Regions from separate parts of the Homo sapiens genome. Here regions 2, 3, 4 and 5 are each linked to region 1. A link is a contact called in ENCODE Hi-C or POLR2A ChIA-PET data. All regions are on one chromosome and are shown on one strand. The core of a region is the stretch at or near the end of the contact, and the rest is flanking DNA. Distances in the headings are between cores, read along the strand shown.

Region 1 (2,890 bases), core at 103-2,602:
GGTGTGGAGAGGTCAAGGAAGGCTCTCTAGCACGTGGTTGGTGCAACGTCTTCAAGGACAAGAAGGATAAACTGGGCTCAATGTCATGGGAAGGGACCAGCCTGTTGAAAAAGCACGGTGGCTTGAAACCGCATGGTTTGGACAGTGCTGTGCCAGCAGTCTGGTGTTGTTTGGCATTGCTGGCCAGTAAGCCTAGAGAAAAATGGAGCCCTGGCTGGGCATGGTGGTTCACGCCTATAATCCCAGCACTTTGGAAGGCCAAGACGGGTGGATCACCTGAGGTCAGGAGTTCGAGACCAGCCTGGCCAACATGATGTACTAAAAATACAAAAATTAGCCGGGCGTGGTGGCGGGCACCTGTAATCCCAGCTACTCGGGAAACAGGCAGGAGAAGCGCTTGAACCCGGGAGGCAGAGGTTGCAGTGAGCCAAGATTGCACCACTGCACTCCAGCCTCGGCGACAGAGTGAGACTCCATCTAAAAAAAAAAAGAGAGAGAAAACAAAAAGAAAAAGAAAAATGAAGCCCTTCTCTGACCTGAACACCCGTGGTAAGCAGTGGCAATGGAGAGACTGCTCTCAGAGGACTGACGGGAGGGAGGGGCCAGCTCTGTAACCAGCTTGTTAAGAACAACTGTAACAAGGCATCGAGTGCCAATCCATGCCAGGTCGGCACTGACCTCTCCAGGGTATCACTGTTCACACTGTAAGGAGATTTAAGTAGCTTGTTGAAGGGTGCACCGAGGACCCGACCCTTCCTCGGCTCTCCCTCTGGATACAACGTGAGGTTAGGGGTTGGAGGCTGAGAGGACCCCGTGAACTGCAGAGCAGAGCTGGGACGGGGAGTCAGGCCTCCCGACCGGGCCGGGGGCACTCCCTGGGCCCATGCCTCGCGCTGGCACGGAGAGCGGGGAGGGGGGTACGCGGCTGACGACCGTCGGGGCAGCAGCAGCAGCACAGCCCGGCGTTGGCTAGCGGCCCAGAGTCGGGGCAGGGAGGGTTCCCGTGCGGACGGGGGCTAAGAGGCCGCCTCCAGCCCGGGGCAGTCCGCGCACCCGAGCCTGGAGCCCGGAGCCTGGAGGGGTGGGGAGGCCCCGCGCCCAGGGCCGGACCGGAGGGAGAGGGAGAGCGGTGGCTCCTCCCCCGGCCCCCGCCGCTAGCCGATCGGGGCGCTGGGCGGGCGCCGCGGGAGCCGCAGCCCTTTCCGGGGGGCGGACCCGGCTCCGGCGGCGGCACCCAGCTCCTGCCCCGACAGGTGCGCGCCGCGCGAAGGAATGCAGCCGGTCTGACTCACCAGCGCCTCCTTCCTACCTGCGCGCCCGCCCCATAAAGCGCTGCCCGCCTCGTCCCCACCCCCCCAACCCCCGCGCCCGCCCTCGGACAGTCCCTGCTCGCCCGCGCGCTGCAGCCCCATCTCCTAGCGGCAGCCCAGGCGCGGAGGGAGCGAGTCCGCCCCGAGGTAGGTCCAGGACGGGCGCACAGCAGCAGCCGAGGCTGGCCGGGAGAGGGTGAGTGCCCGCCCCAGCTGGGCAGCCGCGCAGGGGAGCTGGTCGGGCAGGGCCGGTGGCTTTTGTCTCCCCTTCCCCTCCCTGAAGGCTGACAGGCCCCGGTCCCTCTGTCCACGCTGCGCAGGACAGGTGCCCAGCCTCCCCGGGGTGCGCCGGGGGCAGCTGGCAGCCAAGGGGCAGGGCAGCTAGAGAAGGGTGGTGCCCATCAGACCTCCAGGCCAGAGGAGCGCCTTGGGTGCGCCTGCGGGAGAAGTGGGCAGAGGCCAGTGGCTGGTAGCCCTCTGGGGCTGGGCCCCTCCAGGGTTTGCAAAGAAGGTGGAGTAGACACCAGCCTGAGTGCTGGGCCCAGCCCATCATGGCGCATCTAATGATAAACCAACATTCCTGACTTTTATGTGAAATTTCGTTCTTTCTAACATTGGCTCCTACTTTTAAAAGCCACCCTGAGAGGCAGACGCCATCCCGGCTCCAGGCAGGGCTTGCTCTATGCGGTGCCACAGTCCATCTGGGGCTGGGGAGTCCCTGATTTTCCTTTTCTCTTGGCCAAGCACAGGCCTGCCTTCCTCCCAAAGTCAGCCCCAGGCGCCTTCCTTCAGGAAGCTCTACAGGCCTCACCCACCAGCCCCAGGGCTGTGCCCAACACTGCCACCTCCTGCAGCATCCGCCCTCTTTCCCATGGCTCAGCCTCTGGGGTGGCCCTCTGGCTGGGACTGGGGCTCTGGGGCTCCTGGTGACTCCCAGGAGCAGGGACAGGGCTTCTCCTCTGCCCCCATGGCCTTGCCACACCCTGAGGACAAGGACCAGGCACAGGTGGCATGGTTGTTGCTGTCCGAAACAGAGCTGGCAGTGAAGGCTTGGAGTCTCCATCCTGGGGGCTGAGGGAAGGACAGCAGGAGGGACAGGAGGGGAGGTATGTCTGTCTACTCGACCCTGATTTCTCAGGGAGACAGAACAGCCAAGGGCCTGGGGTCCCCAGACTTCTGGCCAGCTGCCTCTCTGGGGCGAGGAAGGGCCTGGGTCCCTGAGGGGAGGAGATGTGACAGCGGGAGAGGATAGTGGACAGGAGCAGGTGTGCCCAGAGGGGTCCCCAGGGGTTGGGATGGGGGCCAGGGGAGCTCTGAGCCTGTGGGTGGGTGGGCATGGCCTGTGTGTGTGTGTGTGTGTGTGTGTGTGTGTGTGTCCCTGTGGGGGGGAAACTGCCTGTGCTGCAGTGTGATGGCATTCAGGGTGGCAGTCACACACTCCAGGGACCTGCTGGTACATAAAGTCGGGGCAGCCTGGTGGGGTCCGGGCCGCCTGGAGAGTAGGTGTCCTGAGCGCTGGGCCCAGCCCATCGTGATACATCTAATGATAAACACAAATTCCTAACTTTTATGGGAAATCT
Region 2 (2,890 bases), core at 160-2,659, 290 kb before region 1:
TCCTCTCAATTTTCCCTTTCTTCGTCTTAACAATTCCACTTGGATCCACCGTTGTCATAGTTATTAAAAGCTTCTCAGACTGTATCTTTTAGCTGTTCTCTCCTGAGCATACCTGTATTGCCAGTCACCCAATGATCTCAAAACGCTTTGTAGATTACGACCATTATTTATTTTATTCTTCTTATTTTTTTTTTGAGACAGGGTCTCCCTCTGTCACCTGCCTTACCCTCCTTAGTAGCTGGGACTACAGGTGGGCACCACCACACCACACCCTGCTAATTTTTGTATTTTTAGTAGAGACTGGGTTTCTCCATGTTGCCCAGACTGGTCTTGAACTCCTGGGCTCAAGGGATCTGCCCACCTTGGCTTCCCAAAGTGTTGAGATTACAGGTGTGAGCCACTGTGCCCAGTGCCTTAAAGCTTTATAGAAAAAATAATGGCAGGCCGGGCACAGTGGCTCACACCTGTAATCCCAGCACTTTGGGAGGCCAAGGCAGGCAGGTCACCTGAGGTCAGGAGTTCGAGACCAGCCTCGCCAATGTGGAGAAACCCCGTCTCTACTAAAAATACAAAATTAGCCGGGTGTGGTGGCACATGCCTGTAATCCCAGCTACTCGGGAGGCTGAAGCAGGAGAATCACTTGAACCCGGGATGCGGAGGTTGCGGTAAGCCGAGATGGCGCCACTGCACTCCAGCCTGGGCAACAAGAATGAAACTCTGTCTCACAAAAAAAGAAAAGAAAAGAAAAGAAAAAATAATGGTCCGGAGCGGTGGCTCACACCTGTAATCCTAGCACTTTGGGAGGCCGAAGTGGGCAGATCACAAGATCAGGAGTTCGAGATCAGCCTGATCAACATGGTAAAACCCCGTCTCTACTAAAAATACAAAAATTAGCTGGATATGGTGGCAGGCCCCTGTAATCCCTGCTACTCGGGAGGCTGAGGCAGGAGAATCACTTGAACCTGGGAGGAGGAGCTGCAGTGAGCCGAGATCGCACCACTGCACTCCAGCCTGGGCAACGCAGTGAGACTCCGTCTTAAAAAAAAAGAAAGAAAGAAAGAAAAAAAATGTCTTAGGGCCCCTTTACAGAGAAAACATGCCACTCCAGCCTGTAGCTAAGCAGGTGTACCCCTGGTGGACAAGTGACTTACCCAGGACGATCACTGCCGAGGCCAGGATTTGGGAACATTCAAATGTAACTCGGTGGTTTCACATTTTACATGAAAGCATACTTCACGGTTTTAATTAGCAAGTGGAATAACTTCTACTTGCTCATGTTGTCAGCCCTACGTGTTGCCATCAACCACAGGGTAATTAGTGAGGGAAAGGATCAAGCGGCTTCTGTTGTGACAAAGAGTGCAGCATTTGTAGGTGATCCTTACCTAGGCTGGAAAATCGGGTACTTCCCTTGGTTGCCATTAGATGTCACTCGAGACAGGCAGGCATTTCCTCAGAGGTGGTTGTAGAACTAACTAACTGTAAAGGAATGCAGTCCTTTGGCTCCAAAAATGGATTCGACCTTGCTGCCCGGACTCGCCGCACTAGAAGTGCCAGGAAACGTTGTTTGATGGAGCGTGGAGGAAATATCCTGTTGCACCATATGTAATGGAAACCCTATTTCCCTGGAACCAAAACAGAATTCACGACCCAACAAGACTGCTCTCTCCCTCCCCCGCCAACCCCTAAATCTTTGTTAACCACAAGTTTCTTTTCTTTCTTTTTTTTTTGAGACCGAGTCTCGCTCTGTCACCCAGGCTGGAGTGCAGTGGCGCGATCTTGGCTCACCGTAAGCTCCGCCTCCTGGGTTCAAGCCATTCTCCTGCCTCAGCCTCCCGAGTAGCTGGGATTACAGGCGCCCACCACCACGCCCGGCTAATTTTTTTGTATTTTTAGTAGAGACGGGGTTTCACCGTTGTAGCCAGGATGGTCTTGATCTCCTGACCTCGTGATCCGCCGGCCTTGGCCTCCCAAAGTGCTGGGATTACATGCGTGAGCCACTGCGCCCGGCCAACCACAAGTTTCAATTCTTTGTGGTTACAAAAGAACAGAAATAATGTTTTCCCATTTACTTAATAAACTCAGAAGCTGCATTTTCTCTGCCTTCTATGAAACATATCTTCCCTTTCTACTAGACTCTTTTTTGGTTTTATGGCTCAAGGGCAGAAAGTTGTGGAATTTATTCTCTTTTCACTTCTAAAACATTTTCAGACTTAGATTGCTCAGTGGCAAAGTCTGATGTCTTCCTCTCTGGTTAGGATCCTGAATGTATGGACATTTTGTCTTAGGAGCAAAAATGAAATAATGCACACAGTGTGTTTAGCTCAGAGTCTAACCCTCAGCAAGCTCTTAAATGTAAGCTACAGCTGGGCACAGTGGCTCATGCCTGTAATCCCAGCACTTTGGGAGGAGGCCGAGGTGGGCGGATCACTTGAGGGCAGGAGTTCGAGACCAGCCTGGCCAACATGATGAAACCCTGTCTCTACTAAAAATACAAAAATTAGCCATGCGTGGTGGCAGGCACCTGTAATCCCAGCTACTTGGGAGGCTGAGGCAGGAGAATTGCTTGAACCCGGAAGGTGGAGATTGCAGTGAGCCGAGATTGCACCGTTGCACTACAGCCTGGGCAACAGAGCGAGACTCAGTCTCAAATGAAAAAAAAGTAAGCTACTACTACTACTGCTATTATTATTGTATGTCTGGATCATGACAGTAAGATAATTGCCAGTTAGAACCTAGAGGAACAAGATTGGTTGCAAGGATGCAAGCCTGCCCCAAGCCCCCACCCCCAAGGCATCTGGGCACCCTGAACCAGGCTGTCACCGGGAACAACCCCCTCTCCGAGCAATCTGACCACAGGAGAAGGTGAAGTAACGTGGCATAATGAAAACCA
Region 3 (2,890 bases), core at 1-2,500, 280 kb after region 1:
CCACCATGCCCAGCTAATTTTATTTTTGTAGAAATGGGGTCTCACTATGTTGCTCAGACTGGTCTCGAACTCCTGGGCTCAAGCGATCCTCCTACCTTGGCCTCTCAAAGTGCTGGGGGGATCACAGGTGTGAGCCACTGCGCCCGTCCACTGTCCATTCTTGCCCACAAAGTCTTGGAGCCACATTTCTCTCCTTAATCTGGTGTTGAATGAGAGGAAGGTGGGTCAGTATTTTCATCTTCAGGCTGTGTGTCCAGCTCTCCAGAAGTCTCTGTGTGTTGTGTACCCGCCCAATGGCAGCAGGACGGCACAGACTCCAGCCAAGGCCCCGAGCCCTCCAGCTGGGCTACTCCACCACAGGGGGTCCTTCCACATCCTGTCTGGGTTTAGGGACTCTAGGGCAGAGGGCTGGACAGGTTTGGCCTCTTGGAGTGTCAGTCCCTGAGCCCCCACTCAGTGTTCCTCCCTGGACAGCTTCAGTCCCCTGCTTCCTGATACGTGGGGTTCTGTGCTCTTCCCAACTAGAAGCAGGCTGGGACCTGGGACCCTCCCCGAGAAGGGGGGTGACTCAGCTTCAGTGGCCTGAGGAGACCTGGGTGACTCGTTAGGACTGTCCAGATTCCAGGAGTGTCCGGAACTGGCTGGAGAGCTGGGAGGTCATGGCTTCATGCGGTTCTGGGTTTGAGGGCAGCCAATTTGGGGCCCAGGCCCTTGATCTGGGACCTGGGAGGGGAATTTCTCACCCCACCCTGGCTGCACCCAGACCACATCTTCTTCCTTCTTTCTTCCTAGCAACTCCTGCAGTATGACCCCAGCCAGCGGATCACAGCCAAGACTGCCCTGGCCCACCCGTACTTCTCATCCCCTGAGCCCTCCCCAGCTGCCCGCCAGTATGTGCTGCAGCGATTCCGCCATTGAGAATGTCAAGGCCACACTCAGATCCTTTCTCGAGCAGCTGCTGCCCCAGCTGCCTCCTACCCATTGCCAAGAGAGGATGCATCTGGGGAGAGCAAAGCACTAAGGAATTCAGCATCAGCCTGCAGAGGGCTGAGTCTGGGTTAGTCCTGCCCGCAGGTTAGCGAGATCCTGTGTTGTTTTTTGGGTTGGACGGTGCCGTTTCAAAATAGAGGCACAGATGCTCCATGCACGAGGGGTCCCCGGGCACTGGAACAAGTGCCAAGTTGAAGGCAGGGGGCCTGCCAGAGCTGGGTGTGGGTATTCAGGCCCTCACCTGCCCTGCCTGCAGGGCCAGACCCTGAGGAAAGGGCGCCCCCTGCTGGTCTTTTTGGATTTAAAATGTTTGGGGGAAGAGTTGAGTTCCAGTTCAGTCCCAAGTTAAACAGGAGGGAGTGAGGGAGAGGAGAGAGGGCGTTCCCCGGATCCCAGGAGAGCTGGGCTATGACTGCAATAAGGAGTTGTTCCTTCACCTGAGATGTGCTTCTTTTGGTTCATTTCTGGCTTGACAACAATAAATAAACGTGGTATGTTCCTGAGTTTTCTGATTGTTCTGCTCACAGGGGACACCTGGGCTTCCTGACAAGGGGAACATTGACACAGGGCTGGAGACAGCTCTGGCCCAAACTGAGACAGTGGGGAAATGGGCAAGGAGTAGGTGGGGAGACAGGGGCTAGTCCATGATTTTTTTTTTTTTTTTTTTTTTTTTTTGAGACAGAGTCTCACTCTGTCACCCAGGCTAGAGTGCAGTGACATAATCTCAGCTCACTGCAACCTCTGCCTCATGGGTTCAAGCAGTTCTCCTGCCTCAGTCTCCCGAGTAGCTGGGATTACAGGCATATGCCACCAAGCCCCCATTTTTTTTTTTTTTTTTGAGATGGAGTCTCGCTGTCTCAGGTCTACCCTGTTGCCCAGGGTAGAGTGCAGTGGCATGATCTCTGCTCACTGGAACGTCCGCCTCCCAGGTTCAAGTGATTCTCCTGCCTCAGCCTCCTGAGTAGCGGGAATTTTAGGTGTGCACCACCACACCCAGCTAATTTTTGTATTTTTAGTAGAGTCGGGGTTTCACCGTGTTCGTCAGGCTGGTCTCGAACTCCTGACCTCGGATCCACCCGCCTTGGCCCCCCTAAATGCTGGTATTACAGGTGTGAGCCACTGTGCCCGGCCTCCTTTAGTGATTTTAAACCATAATCTCTTTCCATGACCTGCCACTGCATCCCTGCCCCGCACTCAAGGAGGCACAGCCCTCCGAGGATGCCTGTTTCCCAGGCAGGCAAATTGAGCACGTCCGCCCAGGCAAGGACTTGAGCAACGCTGTCCTTGCACTCATCCCCCAGACACATGGGTCCTGCACTCTCAAATGTGAATGAATGGGACACCACATGGCACGGGGAGACAGAATTCGTTTATTGGGATCACTGGGTGGAGGTGGAGGAAGAACTGAGTGGCTGCTGTCCTGGTCTGGGGATGGATCAGGCACCAAGGTTAGGGGAGGGAGCCCATCACCATGTTAGTAAAATAATAAAACAGTGGTTGGACAGAGGGAAGACCCACTGCCTGGGATGAGGCTGCTCTGAGGCAAGAGGTGTACGTATCCTACCTGGCCCAACACACGCACTTCCCCACTGGCTCCTTGGCCCGTGTCAGCGAAGGGAGCGCGGGACGGTGGGGGAGGCGGAGCGGTAGCAGCGGTACCCCTCCAGTGCCGCTGGCAGGAGCAGCAGGCCGCTCAGGGGGTCTTTGCGGCAGCGGCCCATGGCCTCCTTGTAGCTCAGCCGTTCCTTGGAGATGGGGTCTGTCAAATCCTTCTCGTAGCTGGACTCGTCCTGCAGGAGCTGGGCCAGCTCTTCACTGATCATCCCGGAGAGGAGGGCCTGCTGGATGGGGATGCGGCCTGTCCTCTTGGGGTCGATGAGCCCCCCGGTCAGGTGCTGCA
Region 4 (2,890 bases), core at 104-2,603, 260 kb before region 1:
AGCCTGGCCAACATGTTCAAACCCTGTCTCTACTAAAAATACAAAAATTAGCTGGGTATGGTGGCAGGCACCTGTAATCCCAGCTACTCCGGAGGCCGTGGCAAGAGAATCACTTGAACCCGGGAGGTGAAGGTTGCAGTGAGCCGAGATCAAGCCATTGCCCTCCAGCCTAGGCGACAAGAGCGAAACTCCGTCTCAAAAAAAAAAAGAAAAAAAGAACCTTTAAAGCAAAGCGTAGGGAACCAACCATGTGACGAAGGAGCAGAGGTGGAAAGGTCTCTGTCACGTTTAAAGAATGGTGGTTAATCTATGTGGCTGCAGGAATAGTTTAGCCTGTGGGGACTTAGACCTGGAAACGTATGTCTGAGTCAATTTATGAAGGACTTTGAACATCAGGCAGAAAGATTTGGACCTATTTGCAAAGGTGAACTATCAGTTTTTGTGTGCAGGTTAGTGACATGATTCTTATGGCGTTTTAGGCAACAGCTAAACTGGGTCATACAAGATTAGGTACTAAAATGCCATCTTCTTGTCCAGCTGAGAAAGGGATTTTAATTACGTAATTAAACTCATGAATGTGGGAAGGGGCTCTTACTTCACAAGGCCAACCTCAGCTCTTTCCCAATTATATAAACAAGTTTTTGTTTGTTTTTTTGTTTTTGTTTTTTTTAAACAAGCCTTCCAGACTTAGATCTCTGGGAAAAGAGAAGTAAATACTGACACAGGCTTGCTTTGTTTTCCCAAGAGAGGTCTCCCAGGCGATTTATCTAATTACCTAGAAAAAAAATTTAACTTGTTTTTCCCTTTAGATTTCAGCCGAGCTGGAAGCGGGAGGGGGGAATTGCAGTATTGCCTTAGATTTTCTAGATTTGGTTTGGACGCAATATTCGTCCTGAGGGAGTCCCTCCAAGGCCTCTCGGAGCGGGCAGCCTCTAGGCATTTGTTCAAGGCAACAAGGAGGGAGCTTAGAAGAACTTAAGAGAGGCGGGGAGCTCTGCAAAGGGCTTATTTTAAAAAGAAAGGGAAAAAAGGTGGGGCGCGCCGTCTATCTTTTTAGAATAATTCTGTAGGAAAACGAATCGGAGGTAAAGCCATGCCCTCTGGTCAGGGTTTCTGGACTAGAAACTGCCTGAGCTTTACGCACAGGAAAGGACAGTGGCTCTTCACTCTCCCGGCCGCATCACTCGGCACCTAATTCCGCCAGGCTCCCAGAGGGGCGGTTGCAGCTACAGCCTAGCACGCCGCGTAGCCAATAAGAAGCCAGAATTCCCCCTATTCTCAAATCCTGACCAATCGGTGGCCTGAACTTTAGCTCTCTGGCCGGCGCCTCTGTTGCCCGGAAGGGAGGCAAGCCCCCTTAGAGTTGCCAGTAACGGACATGGCTGCGGCCCCCGGAGGAGGGGACGTGAAGTGAGGAGGGGGTTGGGAGGGGAGAGGACGCGGGCGAGGAAGACCAGCCCCGGGGCCCCGGTAAGTACGAGAAGGCCCGTGGCCCGAAAGTGGGGAGCAAGGGGGCGTGGGGCTCGGCCTTGCGCGTCCTTTGGATTCTTGGCCAAGGAAAGGGGAGTCTGGGGTCTGCACCCAGAGAACGGCTTAAGGGGATGCCTCCTGAGGGGGAGTCCAGGGACTGGCTCTAGTCTCCAGCTCTTGACCATTGCCTTCCCCCGAGTCTTCAGACTCTTGCTCTCAGCCCTGGATTGGTCCATTGTGGGGTCTCTCGCCAGAAATAAAGCCTCTCGCCAACAAAGAATCCCTGCCCCAGGTCTGTCGTGCCTAGGCCCTGGCCCAGAGGGCTCCCAACGCCGACGCCCTGAGTATTTATTTCGAGGCCCCTGGGAGTCCTCATCCCCGACCTAAATAAAGACCGTTGTCCCGCCTGCGCGCGCTCTCCGCAGCCGCCCGGGGTCCTCGCGCGGCCGTCCCCAGCTGGATGGAGCCGGCCGAGGGGCTCCTGGCAGCCATCCCTGATCTTGCAGTTTGGAGCGGGCTTTTTTTTCTTTCCGCCTTTCCAGAAGCGTTTTCAGGCTCCTCGGAAGCTCACCATCCATGCCATCGGATAAAGTGACTCCTGTGGAATGCCCTCGTTCCTGTACCGCACACCCCTGGAGCCCAGGTCTCCTGGTTCCTAGCATGCCACGATGCGGCCCCTGCCCGCTGCCCAGCGCCAGATGCAAGCAAAGCCCCGCTCTTTCATTGGTGTGTCACCGCGGGCTAAACTTTGGCGTTGCCTTGGTCACGTGCTGCTACATCCCACCCTCTCTCCTGAGTTTTTCGGTGGCTCTTGAGGGAAAAAAGGAGGGAGCTCGTTATGGAATCTGTTTTCCTTCTGCTATGTGGGTGTATGCATTGGAGAGAAGGATCTTTTTCTCATGATTTATCCAAGACGCTCAGCTTTAGTGACATAGTTGTTATTCCGCAGGTAATCTTGGAAGATGGAAGCAGGGAGGGGGCAGTTTTAACATTTTCATTTTGCAGATGTGGAGATTGTTCGGAGAGGCAAGGCCAGGGTCACCTAGAGCCAAACTAGAATCCGAAAGTCCAGGGGCTTGAGTTCTTTATCCGCTAGACCTAGTTGTTTCCTAGGTGTGACCTGAGGAGATCAAGTTCCCTGACTCCCCTGAGCTCTTGCAGGGTGGCTCTGGGCATTAAAAGCGATGGGCATTAAAAGTAGGATCCTCCTATGCTTCCTGGCAATGACTAGGGTCTTCATACCTGGTTTGCATTCAGTAATTTTAAGAAGCCAGCAGGTAGTTCTCTGGCAGACTTCTTGTATTAATATTCATTGTAGTCTCTGTCTGTATTGGGGGCGTAAATTATTTTAGTGATTCTCAGGGCAGCGAGAGGCAGAGTAAGAGGAAGGTATGCCTCTTCCTTGGTTTTTGGGAACCAT
Region 5 (2,890 bases), core at 134-2,633, 260 kb after region 1:
TTCAGAATTTTAGCAGTCCTCCTTACAAAGAGCAAAATGATTCTGCATTTAAATCAGTCAAATTTGAGTTGCTTGGGCAGAACAATGCTTTTACAACATCCTTGAAACTGTACTCTTGAGAACAAAAACTCCTGCATTTCCATTTATTATCAGCATTCTACAAACACGTCATCCCACGAAAAGGCTTGGATACAAAAGTGATCACATTATTTTTCACACATATAACTTTATTTATTTATTTATTTATTTATTTTTTGAGATGGAGTCTCGCACTCTTGCCCAGGCTGGAGTGCAGTGGCGCGATCTCGGCTCACTGCAAGCTCCGCCTCCCTAGTTCACGCTATTCTCCTGCCTCAGCCTCCCGAGTAGCTGGAACTACAGGCGCCCGCCACCACGCCCGGCTAATTTTTGTATTTTCAGTAGAGATGGGGTTTCACCGTGTTAGCCAGAATGGTCTCGATCTCCTGACTTGGTGATCCGCCCGCCTCGGCCTCCCAAAGTGCTGGGATTACAGGCGTGAGCCACCGCGCCCGGCCACACATATAACTTTATAAAGTTGCATGAAAATATGCCAGTTTGCATCTTCAAACACCAAGCACGGTGATGAAAGGCCACCATAGACCGCAGCTGTAAAGTTTAGGCTTAACAACACTTGCTCTGTTCTAAGGCATACCTACTTTTTAAACCACATAATTTCATCAGGGTCAGCGATGCCAAACTCCCTCATCTTCTTCACCATGATGGCACTTTTCCTGACAGCCACCTCATAACGCTGGCTGCGAGTGAGGAAGTTCAAGTCCTCATGCTGGAAGTCTGGGTCGTTCAGGATCATGTTCTCTGAAAGGGGGTTAAAGGGCATTAAAAGGCAGACAGACACTCGGGCCTCCGTTCCACCCTCCCTGAATCACAATAGGCTTCAGAGTCGCGGACACACCTGGGGAATGGCGATATCCCCCCACCAGGGACACAGGCTGTTCCTCGAAGTGGGGGTCCCGGCTCCCCTAACGCTGGGCCAGAGGGCCTAGGCCCCACAGCGCCCCTGACTCCGCATCGAGGGAGTCTCCAGCTTTTCTCGGGAAAGGAGGGAGGTCTCGCCCGCCGCCCTCACCGATCTCTCGGCGGCGCCGGGTTTTCTCGGGGCTGCCGTCCAGGATGTGTGTAAGCAGCTCCGGGTTGAAGCTGGCGGAATCCCGCTCCCTGCGCAGGTCCGGGTTCATGGCGACGACCAGCTGGCAGCGAAGTAAGCACCGACCGAGGTGGCAGTGACAATCTAAATCCGCAGCTCCAGCGCCGGCCGGACCCTAGGAGGCAGCCTCAGGACGGCGCAAGTCCCCGCCTCCGCTCGCCCGGCCCGCCCCGGCCCGCCCCTTCTTTCTCCGTGGCCCTTTGGCGCGTGAGTGACAGCGGCCCAGACAGAGGGGGCGATGTCCGCGTCGTGGCTGGGGCCGGTCGCGGGGCAGACTAATCCCCTGCTCCTGGCCAGGGGAGGCTCCCGAGCGGATCCTCGGGAAAGGGGCTCCGAAGGTCAAGAAACTGCCCTGCTGGGCGTCCGGGGAGTGGGAAAATAAAGCACTTTTTGTATCCCGCCCCTCCCCCGTCACGTGACCACGCGAGGCGGAAAGAAGAAATCCGAGGACCGGCGACGCCTAGAACAGGTTGGCTGGGGCCTTGGGAAGGGGGCGGGACAACGAGGCTGAGGAGGGATTGCGCCTGCACTTGCCCCCCTCTTACCCCGCGGCCTCTGTCACGCTTCCGGGTCCGTGCCCCTAGGCCTCTCCGAAATGAGAGTGGTCGGGAGACTCTGGAGTCTGGGGCGGGAGATGGGGCTTTGCGGAATTGCTAGGGAGGGTCACTTGGGCTTTTGCCAAATCCACCCGGATTGGAGAAGAATGGGACGGGAACCAGTCTCTTTGGGGAGAGGCTCCAGTTACCTTTTGTTAAGATAATGGCGTCTTTACTGGCAGAGGCGTGGGTTCCGGGGCCCTGGGTGTGGGATTGTGAGCGCTGTTCAAGGGGTGGACGGGGACTTAGAATGAGACCAAGCGGGCGGTGCTGCTCTAAGCCTTCTGTCTGGGAAACCAGACATTTTCCCCCGCAACCTGGCAGTTACTAGAGGTCTTGGAATCCAGACTTCTTTGCTTTCGCCATCACCGTCATCAAAGTGGGAAATGCACACTTACTGTTAAAACCTAGTGTAGGGCCGGGCGCGGTGGCTCACGCCTGGAATCCCAGCACTTTGGGAGGACGAGGCGGGCGTATCACTTGAGCCCAGGAGTTCAAGACCAGCCTGGGCAACATGGCAAAACCCCATCCCTACAAAAAATACCAAAAAATTAGCTGGGTGTAGTGGCATGCGCCTGTAGTCCCAGCTACTCTGAAGGCTGAGATGGGATGGTGGCTTGAGCCCCGGAGGTGGAGGTTGCGGTGAGCCAAGATTGTGACATTGCACTCCATCCTGGGCAACATAGTGAGACCCTGTCTCTACAGAAAAAAAACAAAAAACAAAAACAGTTCTGCCCAGTGGGATTGTAGACAAGGGAGATTCAGGGATTTGTTGAATCATCTCTAGTCATTTTTTTTTTTTTTCTTGAGACGGAGTCTCGCTCTGTCGCCCAGGCTGCAGTGTGGTGGTATGATCTCAGCTCATTGCAACCTCCACCCCCTGGGTTCAAGCGATTCTCCTATCTCAGCCTCCCGAGTAGCTGGGATTATAGGGGCTCGCCACCACACCCAGCTAATTGTATTTTTAGTAGAGACAGGATTTTGCCATGTTGGCCAGGCTGGTCTCGAATTCCTGACCTGTTGATCCACCTGCCTCGGCCTCCCAAAGCGCCGGGATTACAGGCGTGAGCCGCTGCGCCTAGCCTGTCTGTAGTCTGTGTAATACTAT

Evidence for each region. A loop is a pair of places that touch in the nucleus more often than their neighbours do. ChIA-PET counts read pairs that join two places held with the same protein, here RNA polymerase II (POLR2A). Pooled maps may share reads with other maps.
Region 2: a pooled map shows a loop between it and region 1 (5-fold over the local background). The contact joins the enhancer-like site here to the promoter of ITGB4 in region 1. A Hi-C loop is called at or near these places in 1 of 168 maps with a recorded cell type or tissue (ovary) and 3 of 50 pooled maps. POLR2A ChIA-PET finds 5 or more read pairs at or near these places in 2 of 52 experiments (HEK293 and activated CD4-positive, alpha-beta T cell).
Region 3: POLR2A ChIA-PET joins it to region 1 with 18 read pairs in PC-9. The contact joins the enhancer-like site here to the promoter of ITGB4 in region 1. POLR2A ChIA-PET finds 5 or more read pairs at or near these places in 3 of 52 experiments (Caco-2, PC-9 and activated T-cell).
Region 4: a loop to region 1 is called in a pooled map, with 2.1 times the contacts of the local background. The contact joins the promoter of TMEM94 here to the promoter of ITGB4 in region 1. A Hi-C loop is called at or near these places in 1 of 50 pooled maps. POLR2A ChIA-PET finds 5 or more read pairs at or near these places in 5 of 52 experiments (MCF 10A, OCI-LY7, WTC11 and 2 more).
Region 5: a loop to region 1 is called in a pooled map, with 3 times the contacts of the local background. The contact joins the promoter of TEN1 here to the promoter of ITGB4 in region 1. A Hi-C loop is called at or near these places in 1 of 50 pooled maps. POLR2A ChIA-PET finds 5 or more read pairs at or near these places in 2 of 52 experiments (H1 and SK-N-SH).

Annotation. Positions count from the first base shown.
Region 1 is chr17:75,720,107-75,722,996 of GRCh38, forward strand. It overlaps ITGB4 (integrin subunit beta 4), which reads left to right and starts at 1,353. Exons shown (of 40, transcript NM_000213.5): 1 at 1,353-1,506. RefSeq lists silencers at 916-975, 986-1,375 and enhancers at 1,096-1,634, 1,635-2,173.
Region 2 is chr17:75,425,067-75,427,956 of GRCh38, forward strand. No RefSeq gene overlaps it. Among named protein-coding and RNA genes, the nearest start is that of MIR3678, 20 kb to the left of the region's middle. RefSeq lists an enhancer at 1,679-1,738. Within about 2 kb of position 1,410, at least 21 of the 41 ENCODE cell types and tissues checked have a DNase peak (open chromatin) inside an H3K27ac peak, as active enhancers do.
Region 3 is chr17:76,004,506-76,007,395 of GRCh38, forward strand. CDK3 (cyclin dependent kinase 3) reads left to right here. Exons shown (of 8, transcript NM_001258.4): 8 at 793-1,493. The coding sequence ends at 918. EVPL (envoplakin) reads right to left here. Exons shown (of 22, transcript NM_001988.4): 22 at 2,340-2,890. The coding sequence ends at 2,598. TEN1-CDK3 (TEN1-CDK3 readthrough (NMD candidate)) reads left to right here. Exons shown (of 10, transcript NR_037709.1): 10 at 793-1,494. Among named protein-coding and RNA genes, the nearest start is that of CDK3, 5.1 kb to the left of the region's middle. RefSeq lists a silencer at 403-697. Within about 2 kb of position 1,251, at least 14 of the 41 ENCODE cell types and tissues checked have a DNase peak (open chromatin) inside an H3K27ac peak, as active enhancers do.
Region 4 is chr17:75,455,282-75,458,171 of GRCh38, forward strand. It overlaps TMEM94 (transmembrane protein 94), which reads left to right and starts at 1,354. Exons shown (of 32, transcript NM_014738.6): 1 at 1,354-1,470. RefSeq lists an enhancer at 1,051-1,100 and a silencer at 1,251-1,410.
Region 5 is chr17:75,977,857-75,980,746 of GRCh38, forward strand. TEN1 (TEN1 subunit of CST complex) reads left to right here and starts at 1,384. Exons shown (of 4, transcript NM_001113324.3): 1 at 1,384-1,655. ACOX1 (acyl-CoA oxidase 1) reads right to left here and starts at 1,310. Exons shown (of 14, transcript NM_004035.7): 1 at 1,109-1,310; 2 at 678-837. The coding sequence starts at 1,217. It overlaps TEN1-CDK3 (TEN1-CDK3 readthrough (NMD candidate)), which reads left to right and starts at 1,361. Exons shown (of 10, transcript NR_037709.1): 1 at 1,361-1,655. RefSeq lists enhancers at 484-1,067, 973-1,202, 1,068-1,651, 1,773-1,872 and a silencer at 1,283-1,352.